Linked DNA regions of Mus musculus: region 1 is linked to region 2. Evidence: chromatin contacts called from ENCODE Hi-C data. All regions are on one chromosome and are shown on one strand. The core of a region is the stretch at or near the end of the contact, and the rest is flanking DNA. Distances in the headings are between cores, read along the strand shown. Region 1 holds the start of Cd2bp2 (CD2 cytoplasmic tail binding protein 2). Region 2 holds the start of Coro1a (coronin, actin binding protein 1A).

The links. Hi-C counts contacts between places; a loop is a spot of excess contacts on that map.
Region 1: a loop to region 2 is called in a map of T-helper 1 cell, with 2.9 times the contacts of the local background. The contact joins the promoter of Cd2bp2 here to the promoter of Coro1a in region 2. A Hi-C loop is called at or near these places in 3 of 37 maps with a recorded cell type or tissue (CH12.LX, CH12F3 and T-helper 1 cell).

Annotation. Positions count from the first base shown.
Region 1 is chr7:127,192,102-127,198,278 of GRCm38, forward strand. It overlaps Cd2bp2 (CD2 cytoplasmic tail binding protein 2), which reads right to left and starts at 3,976. Exons shown (of 7, transcript NM_027353.4): 1 at 3,828-3,976; 2 at 3,260-3,360; 3 at 2,922-3,057; 4 at 2,643-2,800; 5 at 2,102-2,540; 6 at 1,914-2,020; 7 at 1-1,829. The coding sequence starts at 3,337. The coding sequence ends at 1,719. It overlaps Tbc1d10b (TBC1 domain family, member 10b), which reads right to left. Exons shown (of 9, transcript NM_144522.5): 9 at 5,358-6,177.
Region 2 is chr7:126,702,997-126,708,440 of GRCm38, forward strand. It overlaps Coro1a (coronin, actin binding protein 1A), which reads right to left and starts at 1,820. Exons shown (of 11, transcript NM_009898.3): 1 at 1,656-1,820; 2 at 1-178. The coding sequence starts at 177.

The sequences.
Region 1 (6,177 bases), core at 2,726-5,225, 490 kb after region 2:
TGGGACTGCACCTGTCTGAGAAGAATCTGTCTTCTGCTTTTCCCGTCTCTCCAGGCACCTGCACCCTGAGACATACGCCTCACTTCCAGCTTTCAGAGTCCTCTGCTCTCATTAGGGATCAGCAAGGACCCATGACTACAATGGCCCAAATAATCAAAGGTAATCAATCTCCCAGTCTCAAAATTTCTTAATTTTGCCCAGCGCCATGGTGCATGACGTTAGTCTCAACACTTGGGAGGCAGCAGGCCAGTCAGGGCTACACAGTGAGGACCCCCTTCCCCATTTCAAAAAATTAAAACAAAACAAAACCTCAATGTCACTTTACCCTTTCCCTCTGCCACATAACTCATAAAGTGGTATTCACACAGCTCAGGATGTGGGTATCTTCAGGGATCACTATTCTGCCCCCTCCTTGGTGTTATCAGAGAAGGGGAGAACTCGCCAAGCGTGAGGGAACTGAGTGACACCTGGGTATCTATCCCCCAACACCTGTGAACACTCAGGCCACCTGACTAGATTTCACTCGTCCCAAGATGCCAGGTACCTCAGAAAGCCAGTTCCTCTGTAACAGTTAACACCTTACCAATGCCTGGAGGGTTTCTGCTGTCTCAGTGACTCACTGCATCAGATGTCCTACTACTACTAATGGGCTTCTTGAAGTCAAGGCAACTGCAGTCTAGACTGGCAGGAACCAGTCTAGTTGTTAGATGTGTTGGAGGTCTCTGCATCAAATACCCACCACCAAGCCCGAGCTGAGCCTAGGAACTACTTCCCAAGTTCTCAGTTTGTAGCTCCTGGGGCGCCTCCTGGAGACAGATGAGGCGAGCAGAGCAGCATGGTGGGGTGAAAACTTAGGCCCTGCCTGCCTCCCACAGCCCTCTACTGCACTCCAGATTCCTGGAAGGGCCAGACCGACTGTTTCCTCGAGGCACCAGCCCCATGCCCGAGATGTGGGAGCCCAGGAAACGTACACTACAATGCCTGAAAGGCCAAGCAAGAAAAAGCTTTATGCCAAAAAAGGTCAGGAGACTTAGCTCCATGGCCAGCTCTCTATTACTGTGGCATCTCCAATAAGCCACTGCACTTTGCCCCCCTCTGTGTCACATGGTGGCTCAAGCAACCTTGAAGTGCTACCAAGTTTATACTTCACCTAAAAGCTACAGAAGCTACTGCAGGGGGGCGAGGGGTAGAAAAATCAGACTATGGAAGAAGAGAATGCATGTTTAAGAGAATCTCTCAATAGGATTTCAAGGTCTTCCCAATGTCCCAGCTACAAGGGAGCTGCCAGGACAGAGCATTTGAGGTCCTAAAAGTCAAAGATCAGCAGAACAGGGACTTGCAAGGGAGACTGGAGAAAAGAGTGATGGAGGGAATTTTACACAGCAAGTAGAAGTTGTCTACGTAGGAAAGTCACAGGACATCTGATGGGCCCTACCTCTGCCTCCAAGGGTGGGAAAAAAAACTGAGGTGGTCCAAGACACCAGAGAGAAGCAAGTGAGGAAGTCTCTCGGGAAGAAACGCTCAGGGACCTACCAGGTGAAGCCAAAAGGAGCTATGGAGAAGCCCTGGCTCTTGGCCATCGCACAGTCAAGGCTTTTATTGGGAAACAATGGCTTTAAAGTGGCCTCCAATATCCTCACTGCCCAGAGCAGCTGGGGCTTCCTCTGCCAAGTTCAAGAAAGAAGGGGCTGCCGTGCCGCATGGGGCCCTTAGCGGGCTCACGTGTACAGCTCAAAATCAATGCGCTTGGAGTTGTAGAACTGGCCGCCCGGAGGGTCCAGCTTCCGACAATAAACACCATCCGGGAAGTAACCTTCACTCACCCACGTCTGTAAGAACAGAGGACAGAACTCAGGCAAGCTGACAGAAGGTGGGCTGGACAGATGGGACAGACGCGGCAGGGGGCAGCTCACCTGCATCTGGGCACTGGTGAAGGGTCCATACAGCTCGGCGTCCCCCGTGTTCTCCCATTTATACTCCCACATCACATCCATCAGGCCATCTCCTGCTGACTCTGCCTCTAACACAATGAACGATACTTGGGCCTCAAGCACTCAGTCTCCAGCCCACACTGCCCCCCACCCGTGCCCTCCAAACTTACCCTCTCTTTGGGTAGGGGTTGGGGTTTCCAGTTCACCCTCTGCTACTTCCTCAGCAAACATGTCCAGGGAGGGTGGAGGTGTGGGGTCATGGGATCCCTGGGCCCGACACCCCAAACCCTTCAGTCGCATAGCCAACCGTTCCCTTGTTTCCTGGTACACACCAAGGTTGCCTCGTGCCACCATTTGGTCAGCTAACCCAGACAGCCGGTCTAGCCGCTGGGGGGAATTGGGCCGTCCAGTCCCCTTGCTGTTGCTCCCTTTGCCTCCTCCTCGGGCCCCCAGCCGCCTAAGGGCCCCAGCCACTGTCTCTCTTGGCAACAACAACTCCAAAAGTCCCTCCAGGAGTGCTTGGGCGCTCATTGGAGTCTGACCCAGGCTGTCTTCCTCCTCCGAGTCTGAAACCTGGTGCTTATCAGGGGGCCGTTCCTTGATCCTCACCTACAAGGAAAAGATAATTAGAATTTCTTACAAACTTCCACCAGGGCCCAGGCCCTGCACCTGCACTCCCAGGCCTCAGCCAGAATAGTCCCTGGGCCACACCCAGTCAATGTTGTCCAGCCAGCTGTCTCGGATCTGCGCATCCTGGTTCAGGAAGTAGTTGCCATCAGCATCAAAGTGGCCTTCCTCCATCTCTTCCTGCAGGTTGAAGGGTGTGATCCTCACACCGCCCTCACTAGGGAGAGTAGCTGCTTCCTGACCTGCACCGAAGACATTGGGGGTGGGGCATGCTAGACACGCAAAAGGGAAGCAGGCACACCTCCCACCTCCATCCTGAAGGCTTGTCCCCCCAACTCAGTTAACGCTTCGGACATAGCTCACCTTCTACATCCTCTGAGGCCAGGATATCATATTTGCTGGACCCTTCCTCATCATCATCCTCTTCATCACTGTCTAAAGAGTGCTTGCCTTTGAAGCGGCTCCCAGGACCACCTGCTGCAGCCACAGGGTCCACCAGCTGTGAGGAGGCCGAAGCAAATGAGAAATGCAGCCAACTGGGTAGTTCCCCAGATACTCCAGGATCTGTACACAAATCTTTCCAAACCCAGTGCGCCGGGGAAAACTAACACTTCCTTGGCTTCCCGGCTTTCCTCCCATCAGATTTCTCCTTCTTCTTTCCTCTCAGTCCTCCACGGAAATTCGAAATCTGGCCATCTCACCTTCTTTTTGGGCACACTGATTTCATCTTCACCATCCTCATCTCCAACACCCTGAAAAGTCACTTTCCTCTTTGGCATGATTGGCTGTGGATTTCCTCCAGCTGGACCTCGGAAAAAGATATGTAGTGAGGAAGTGAGGTAAGGAGAGAGGACCGCGGGGGAGTGCAGGGGCCACCAACATTTTTCCTGGTAAATGTGAGCGAGGACAGATCGCTAAAGCATCTGAGAGAACTAGCAGGCACGACGTCCGGGGTTGGTTGGGCAATTCTGAGGCCCGGAGGAGAGGCGATGGGAAGGATCTCCGCCCCCGCGTGGACCCTGCGGGTATTCCCACCCGGGGATGGGGAGTCAGGTTCCCCTACGTCACCACTCCCCTACCAGTCCGGAGCTACCGAACTCAACCACCTCTCCCACCCGAGTGCTCACAGAGGCCGGTCGGACCCAAGAGCTGGAGCTGCCTAGATCCCCGAATACCACGTAGCGACCTGCTCGGCCATGTCCTTGGCGTACAAACTAAAGGCGAAGCAAACCCGCGGGGATTCAAACAATCTTACCCGCCGGTGCTCACCTAGGAACCCAGGGTCAGGCGGGGAAGAAAAGGAAAGATGCTTTCGCCGGTATTACATCCGGGGCACCCGCCTTCATCACCCGGAAAAAAACCGTGGAGACCGGCATAGGACCCGGAAGTGGCTTCACTTCTATTCAAAAAGGGCGGATGCATACCATTAGCCAAGGCCGACTCGCGGCAGGAAGTGACGCAAGACCTGCAAAGACTCGCGTGAACTACGTCCTTGCCTCACGGGACTTGAGGATGGCGGGAAATGTTTTATTATTCCTCTACGATGGAGGCTACAGTGAGGATAAGGACGTGGTGTGCTAAGAGGTTCCCAAGGCCTGGATGGAGAGGCACAGGCCGAACAGAGGCTTCGGGCTTCCGTTTGCATGTATGGATAGGGTTCTGTACGCCTAGTGGCCTTCAGTAGACACCCGGGCTTCCGATCTTAACGCAGTCCCAACACTCGGGAAATTGAAACAGGATTGATTGTCGCGAGATTGACGACAGTCTGGGATACAACATGAGACCGTCTATTTTTAAAGAAAGTCTTGCTCTTCTCTCTGAGTCCTGCTTCTGATTATAAGCGCTCGGGCACCTTCCAAACCAAGCCCTTTTAGAACCCAGGAGTCATTTGCACCATGTCTATTCTCCCACTTAATTCCTAGTTTCTGTAGCGGGACAACCATCACAGGAGGTGCCACTGGCTTCCGTCCGTGGCCTGTAACCAGGCAGAAGCCCATCAGTTACACGAAGCCTACCTCATCCCTTAGCAAACTGCCAAAGGGCTGGGATCCAGCTCCTGCAAAGCTGGGGCCAGGTGAGATCTTCCCCAATAGTGAGGTTTAGATCTGGAGCTCTGGGGAACAACTCAAACCTCAACGCCTCCACCCCCGTCCCCACCCTCGGCTAAATAGCTCCGGTGATCCTACTAGAGTTGGAAGAGGGCAGCCAGATGGACCACGCCTTTCTCCTCCAGGGTTTTCTCCCATTGTGAATCATGAAACTTCACTTCTGTGGGTACAGAACACAAGTTCTAGACCAGGAGGGCATCTTGCTACAGACAGGACCCTGAAGAAAGCAGCTCTCAGCACTGCTGGTTCATCCGGAGGGGGTTTTCTCTACCTGGAGACCACACACCCTGATCCCCTTTCTGCTGAGAAGTGCCAAGTGGAGCTTTACGGCCACAGAAGCCCACACCTTTATCATCCTGACCCGGAGTAGAGGGTGTGTGGCAAAGATCTAGCCACAGAAAACAAGAGCTGCGCAGTTTGGTTGTGTGTACCTGCTGGGATGAACCCCAGGCAGTTAGTCTACCCTAGACGCCCAGGGAACTGCACCAAGCTGCTGACCAAGAACCCAGCCCAATCTAAAGATGGTGGTTTTGCACACACTCTCAGGCCCCTCCTTCAGCTTCCAGGGGGCTGAAGCCATTGGAAAGGCGATCCCAGTCCTGCAAGCTGTGCAGAGGATCCCAGGAGGCCAGTGAGAGTGGGAGCAGCAGAATCCAGGCAAAGCTGAGGAGGAAGGAGCTGGACCACTATGTTTGTTGATGAGAGATGAAGTGAGCGTTTACTGTGACTCCTTTTGGGGGTCGAATACTATTCACAGAGGTTGCCTAAGACTATCAGAAAACAGAGACGTACATTATGATTCATAGCAGTAGTATACTGTTATTAAGTAATAATGAAAATAATTTTATGGTTGGAGTCACCACAATATAAAGAACTGTATTAAAGGGTCACAGCATTAGGAAGATTGAGAACCAGTGGTCCAGATGTTCCTGCCAAGACCTGCAGACTGAACCTATGGAAAGTCAGACTTTGTGCCTGCCTCCCCCACTCCCCTTACTCTACAGCACTCTTCAAATAACAAGGCGGGAGACAGATATAACAGCAGGTTCATTTTCCGGTTCCTCAAAGCGCCACAAAACTGCCACTGAGGTGGGACCAAGACAGAAGAGAATGTAAACATTGGGTTCCACCCCTGGACTCAAGGGAAGACCCTTATTCAGAGAGGGGCTTGATGGCTAGAAAGGAACAAAATCGAAGACAGACTTTGTGACTGCAGCAGAGAGGCCTGAGCATACAAAGCAAGTGAGTTAGGAGAGAGCAGGGCACGGGTGGGAAGGAGACGGAGGACACTTCCTAGCATATCCTCTTAAATAAACTGGAGTGAAGCAGCGCTGTGGAGAGGGGAAAGGACAGCACCCACCCCAGGCCAACCTGACCTTCTGTACATAATTACAACACAAGGATATCCAGGAGAGAAAACAGCCTTGGCCCCCAGTAGGCAGTGGGGTGACAGGCAGGGCCCCAAGACAGGAAAAGGAACCTAGCTCCACCATCTAAGGGAAGCCACCGGA
Region 2 (5,444 bases), core at 570-3,069:
GAAGGCCCCTCCCCCACTGGCCTCACAGATCAGAGCCATGAACTTGGGGTTGACAGCGCAGAAGCCACTGTCCCAAGTGGTTTGTGAGACGCGCACATCCTCATAGCACTGGTCAGCCTTGGCTGGCTGTCCAAACACGTGGCGGAATTTGCTGGAGCGAACCACCTGCCGGCTCATCCTGAAGGATACAGATTGTAAACTTTTCTTTGGGTCAATCCCAGCCGCACTTTGTCATCCCCAGAGCAACCCTTGGCCTGGCCTTGAGGGTTCCAGCATGGCGTCTGAGGCACCCTGACCATGACTGACAGCTTGCTTATCTCCCTGCTTACCCTCCCCAGTTTTTCTGTCAAATTCCCAGGCACTTCAAGCCACACCCTCAATCCTGCACCATCAGCCCCTACAACAGCCTGCTATGGTGTGGCTCCAAGGGTCTGGTTCTTGACTAAGACACAGTGCCTCCTTCCTAGTGGTCCAGACAGTCTGGAGATAGGTTCCCTCCTATCGAACTCTTCTAGATCCCACATCCCTCACACAGAGCTTCCTAAAGGCAGGGCAGGGCTTCTCCCTGGCCTTCCAGCTCAGGGATGGCACACAGAGGGATGCAAGCCAGCTTGCCTAGGAAGGGATGCAGTAGCAGGATGGCTTCCCCAGGTTTCTGGCTACAAGAAGCAGCAATGGCTTGGGTCCCAGCATCTCCCCAGACCTCTGCTCCTAACCTCCGCTCAGAAAAAAAGCAGATGTTCTTCTGAGCCATTTCTGCTTCCGTTAAACTACACTCAGGAGAGGCCCACCCTGACTTCCCTGAGGTCCGCTAAGATGGTTACCCACTGTGGCTAGGCAGCCAGCTAGTGAAGCCCAGGGGCTGCCTCTATCCTGTGCCCAATCCCTCCTCCTTCCTGCTCAGTAAAGGAACCTCGGCTGCGCTGTGGAAGGCATCCTGCCCAGAGCCTCTATCCACCTCCCCAGCCTCACCCATCTGCTCTGCCTTAATGGGGGACTCAGCCCCTTCGTGCTGGGACTCCAGTCCTCGCACACCCCGGTATCACCAAGGAGGCTCCCAGGTCTATTAAAAATAAAAGCAGGTGAAGTGCCTGAGTGAAGTCTCCAAGACAGGAAGGGGACACAAGACCCCAGTGAGCAGTCTGGATTTGGGAGAAGGAAAGCCCAATCCAAGGTAGGGGCGGAAGATGTGCCCCACCCGGCCTCCTCCCCCACCCAGGTACCAAGCCCGGAAACCACGGAAAGGGGAACTTAGTCTTGTTTTGCACTCAACCCCTTCCTGTCTCAAAGCTCAGGGCAGCTACTTGGCTCACCCCACCCTGCATCCCCCACCTTCAGAAGCTCCCTCCCCGGGGCATAGGTTCTGAGCCCAGCTACGGCCGCTCCCAGGAGCCCACCTCCATCTTGGTCACGATGGTCCTTAGCCCTCACCTTGGAGCACTCTGGGACCTACTTGCCCCTTCGAACTCCCTCGTCCTCGATCCTCCTGGCGGGGCTCACAAACCGGCTCTCTGTCCCCAGCCTGGTGGCTCTGACAGCTCGCCCGCCCCCACAGTCCCACAGTCCTGCCCCCACACTGGCGCTGGCCCCACAGGTGGCCCATGGCAGCGTTGCCTGGCCCTTGTGACCAGCCCTCCCCCGGCGCCCAGCCTCACCTGCTGCGGAGAGCTGAGCGTGACCCCTCCCAAGTAGAGGAGGAAGGAGAGAAGGATGGAGGAGCTGCAGGCTGGCCACCGAGGATGCTCTGTCAAGACAATGAATGAGCAGCGGCCGTGCGCCGGCCTCCTCCGGGTGGTAGCGCCCCTTTGGGCGGAGCTCATGGAGGCCCGGCCCTTCGCTCCAGGGCTGCAAGACTGGGACCGCTCCCCATGCTGTCAGCTCCAACCCCCGAACAGATGCTGACGCGAATCAACTCTTCTTTTAATGTCAGAACGCAAAAATATCCCGTTCCTTCATCCCTCCCCCAGCCGCCCGCTGCCTCCTCGAGGTCCTTTCCCTGGCACCGGAGAAAGCTTTAGAACGGCTTCAACCAGCTTGAGAGCCTTCTCTGCTACAGGAGGGACCTCTCCTGTCGTTACCCCAAATGGATTTCTGGGAGGCCTTGGGGGGGTCATTTCTCCTTTCTAGGGATTTAGGGCTTCAGCGGGGACACCCTTGTCCTCTGCTTCGTGGCATTGAGGCCCGGAAGAAGTAAAATAACTGGGCATTATGGAGCACCTGTTCTGTGCTGGGGCTATGGAGGCAAATGAGTAGTGCTCCCCCTCTAGAGAGCTCTCGGGCCATGAGAAGAGGGAGTCGGGAGTCCGTCTGACACAGTTTAAAAGCCACTGAGTACACACAGAAGTCTGATATCACACACAGCTGGGCTGTGGTCCATTCCTGTCCCTTGAGGGGAGTGGGTTGTCACGGTAGCAAGGGCAGAGGAAGAAAGGCCTTTGCTGGAACCATTGTTGTGACTCCTGGCTGTCACTCATTTGAGTGACCTTGGGCAGGTTAATTTAATCTCAGCCCCAGTTTCCTGTCTATAACAGTCTTACCTGCCTTCGTATGGAGATGGTCACTCCAAGGATAGCTGGATTTGCATCTACAGAGTGGCAGGTATTAATTAGTGTTGGGGTCTTACAGTCAGATATGGTGGCCCACACCTGTAAATCCATTACTACGGAGGCAGAGGCAGAAGGGTCAGTGAAACCAAGGCCAGCCTGGTCCACATGTAAGCTCCAGACCAAGGCTACATAGTGAGACCCTGTTTCAAAAACCCAAAAGATGTTGGTTCTTTTCATTATTGCCATTTACCAAAGCTTTGGGCTATCCTGGGAGGAAGAGGAAACACCACAAGTGGCTCTGGAGAAGGGTAGGGGGCTGAGGCGCAGTGTCAGCAAAGCTCAAGGACACAGGTGTGCTGACAGTCATCTGTAGTCAGGAAGCTGAGGCAGGAGGCCAGCCTGGGCTACATAGCAAGACCCAGTCAGAAGAAACTCTTCTTTAAGGTAGAAGTAGTTCGAAAGAACAGAAGGGGCTCCAGTTGTACTGATTAGCCGTGTGATCTTGGCCAAGAGGCCCCACCTCCCTGAACCTCAGTTTCTGTAGGAGAGAAACAAGAAGTCCTGCCCACCTCACAGCTAACGGTGCGGTGCGTAAGGTGTAGTCTGAAGTGTTCTGCAGTTACTCAGTACAGGGTTGGATAGTGCCTGAGGCTCTGTGACTGTAGCCAGCGACTCTAGAGTCTCCAGCTAAAGTGATAACAGTAATGGGGCTGAGAATGGAGTTCAGCTGGCAGAACACCTCATAGCATGCATAAAGGCATGGCCTCCAGCATCACATAAGCTAGGTGCCGGGCTAGAGAGACAGCTCAGTGGTGAAGAGCGCTCACTGTTCTTGCAGAGAACCAGGATTTATTTCATTCCTAGCACCCACATGGTGGTTTACAAACCATCTGTAGGCATGCATGTGATGCACATACATACAGGCATGTAAAACAACCACACACATTTCCTTAGTTACTGTTCTATTGCTGTGAAGAGACACCATGACCAAGACAAGTCTTATAAAAGAAAGAATTCAACTAGGAGCTTGCTTACGGTTTTAGAGGGTTAGTTAGTCCATGATCACCTTGGGGGGCGGGGGAGGGGGGAGCCAGAAAGGCATAGTCCTGGAACAGTAGATGAGAGCTCTACATTCTGATCCACAGTCATGGAGAGAGAGAGAGAGAGAGAGAGAGAGAGAGAGAGAGAGACAGAGAGAGACAGAGACAGAGACTGGGCCTGGTGTGGACTTTTGAGACATCAAAACCCACTCTCAGTGGCACATTTCCTCCAATGTCCAATAAGACCCCACATTAATCTCAAGCACTCCACCAACTGTGATCCAAGCATCCAAACGTATGAGCCCCTCTGGGGGCCATCGTTATTCAAACTACCACAGACATAAAATAAAACTTAAAAATCTAAACCGTGGCCGGGCAGTGGTGGTGCACGCCTTTAATCCCAGCACTTGGGAGGCAGAGGCAGGTGGATTTCTGAGTTCGAGGCCAGCCTGGTCTACAGAGTGAGTTCCAGGACAGCCAGGACTACACAGAGAAACCCTGTCTCAGGAAAAAAAAAAAAAAATCTAAATCGTGAGGTGGTGGCACACGCCTTTAATCCCAGCACTTGGGAGGTGGAGGCAGGCGGATCTCTGATTGTGAGGCCAGCCTGGCCTGAAGAGCTATGAGTTCTCTATGAGTTCCAAGAGCTACACACAGAAACTCTGTCTCAGAAAAATAACAGATAAAAAAATCTAAAAAAACAAAACCAGGTAAGATGGTGATTGGCCATAATATTGGATAGCAGAGATGGGAGGCTCAGAAACTCAAGATCATTCTTAGCTACAGTAAGGAGTTCAAGGCTCGTTTGTGTTATATGAGATCCCATCTCAAGCCTTTCCTGCAAACAATAATAGCTAGTGTTTATTATGCAGCTACTATATGCCAGACTGTTCTAAACATTATAGATTTATGTGCTCTCTGGGTGTGCTGGTACAGGCCTCCAATTCCAATACTCTGGAGGCTGAGGCAGGTCACCAGCCTGGGCTACGCAGCAAGACCTTATCTCAAACACAAGCAAACAAAAAGTACTATATTCACTTAATCCTAAACCCACCTTCCACCCTGAGGGTGGCTACTATTTGGTGGTGCTCTCACTCGCTTTGGCAGGAAGTGTATAGACATATACCACCTTCAGCCCCAGGGGGCCTAGTACTCACACTCAAACAGAGAACTCGGTGAAACCCATGCCTTCGGGGGCGGTGAGCCTTACAGGCTAGCAAGAGAAAGCTAGGCAGTCACACGCCTAGGCGCAGTCTGCAGTATGGGAAGGGGAAGATAGCATGAAGACAGGAAGCTGTTATAGAGGACAGACACAGAAACCAGTGGGAGGGTTCTCCAAAGCAGATGTTGACAGAACACAAGAGTGAGTGTTAGCTCAGTGACAGGTGGGCCCAGCTTCTCACTAAAAAAGGCGCGCGCGCGCGCGCGCGTGTGTGTGTGTGTGTGTGTGTGTGTGTGTGTGTATGGGTGTATACGTGTGTTGGAGACCAAACTCAGGGTCTGGAGCATCCCAGGCAAGCATTCTGCCACTCGGCTATCCCCTGAGTCCTCATCTGTGACATCACCTTGGTTTTCTTTTAGGGACGTTGCATTCCAAATCAGACCATCTGGGATTCACCCTGTGGCCATGCTTTTCTGTCTAGTGAACTCCACTTTCCCTGTCTTAGCTGTGGGAAGATCACTAATTTGATCTGTGCTGTGAAAAAGAGTCCCATCTTGGAGCTGTGTGAGGTGGGGAAAGCCCTCTTTGCACGGAATATGAAAACACAACCCTAAGAGAGAGCATCTTGTCACCGTATAGGAAAAAACTACTCAGAATAGCCCACATGAGAACTGGGGAGGTAAGACACAAAGACAG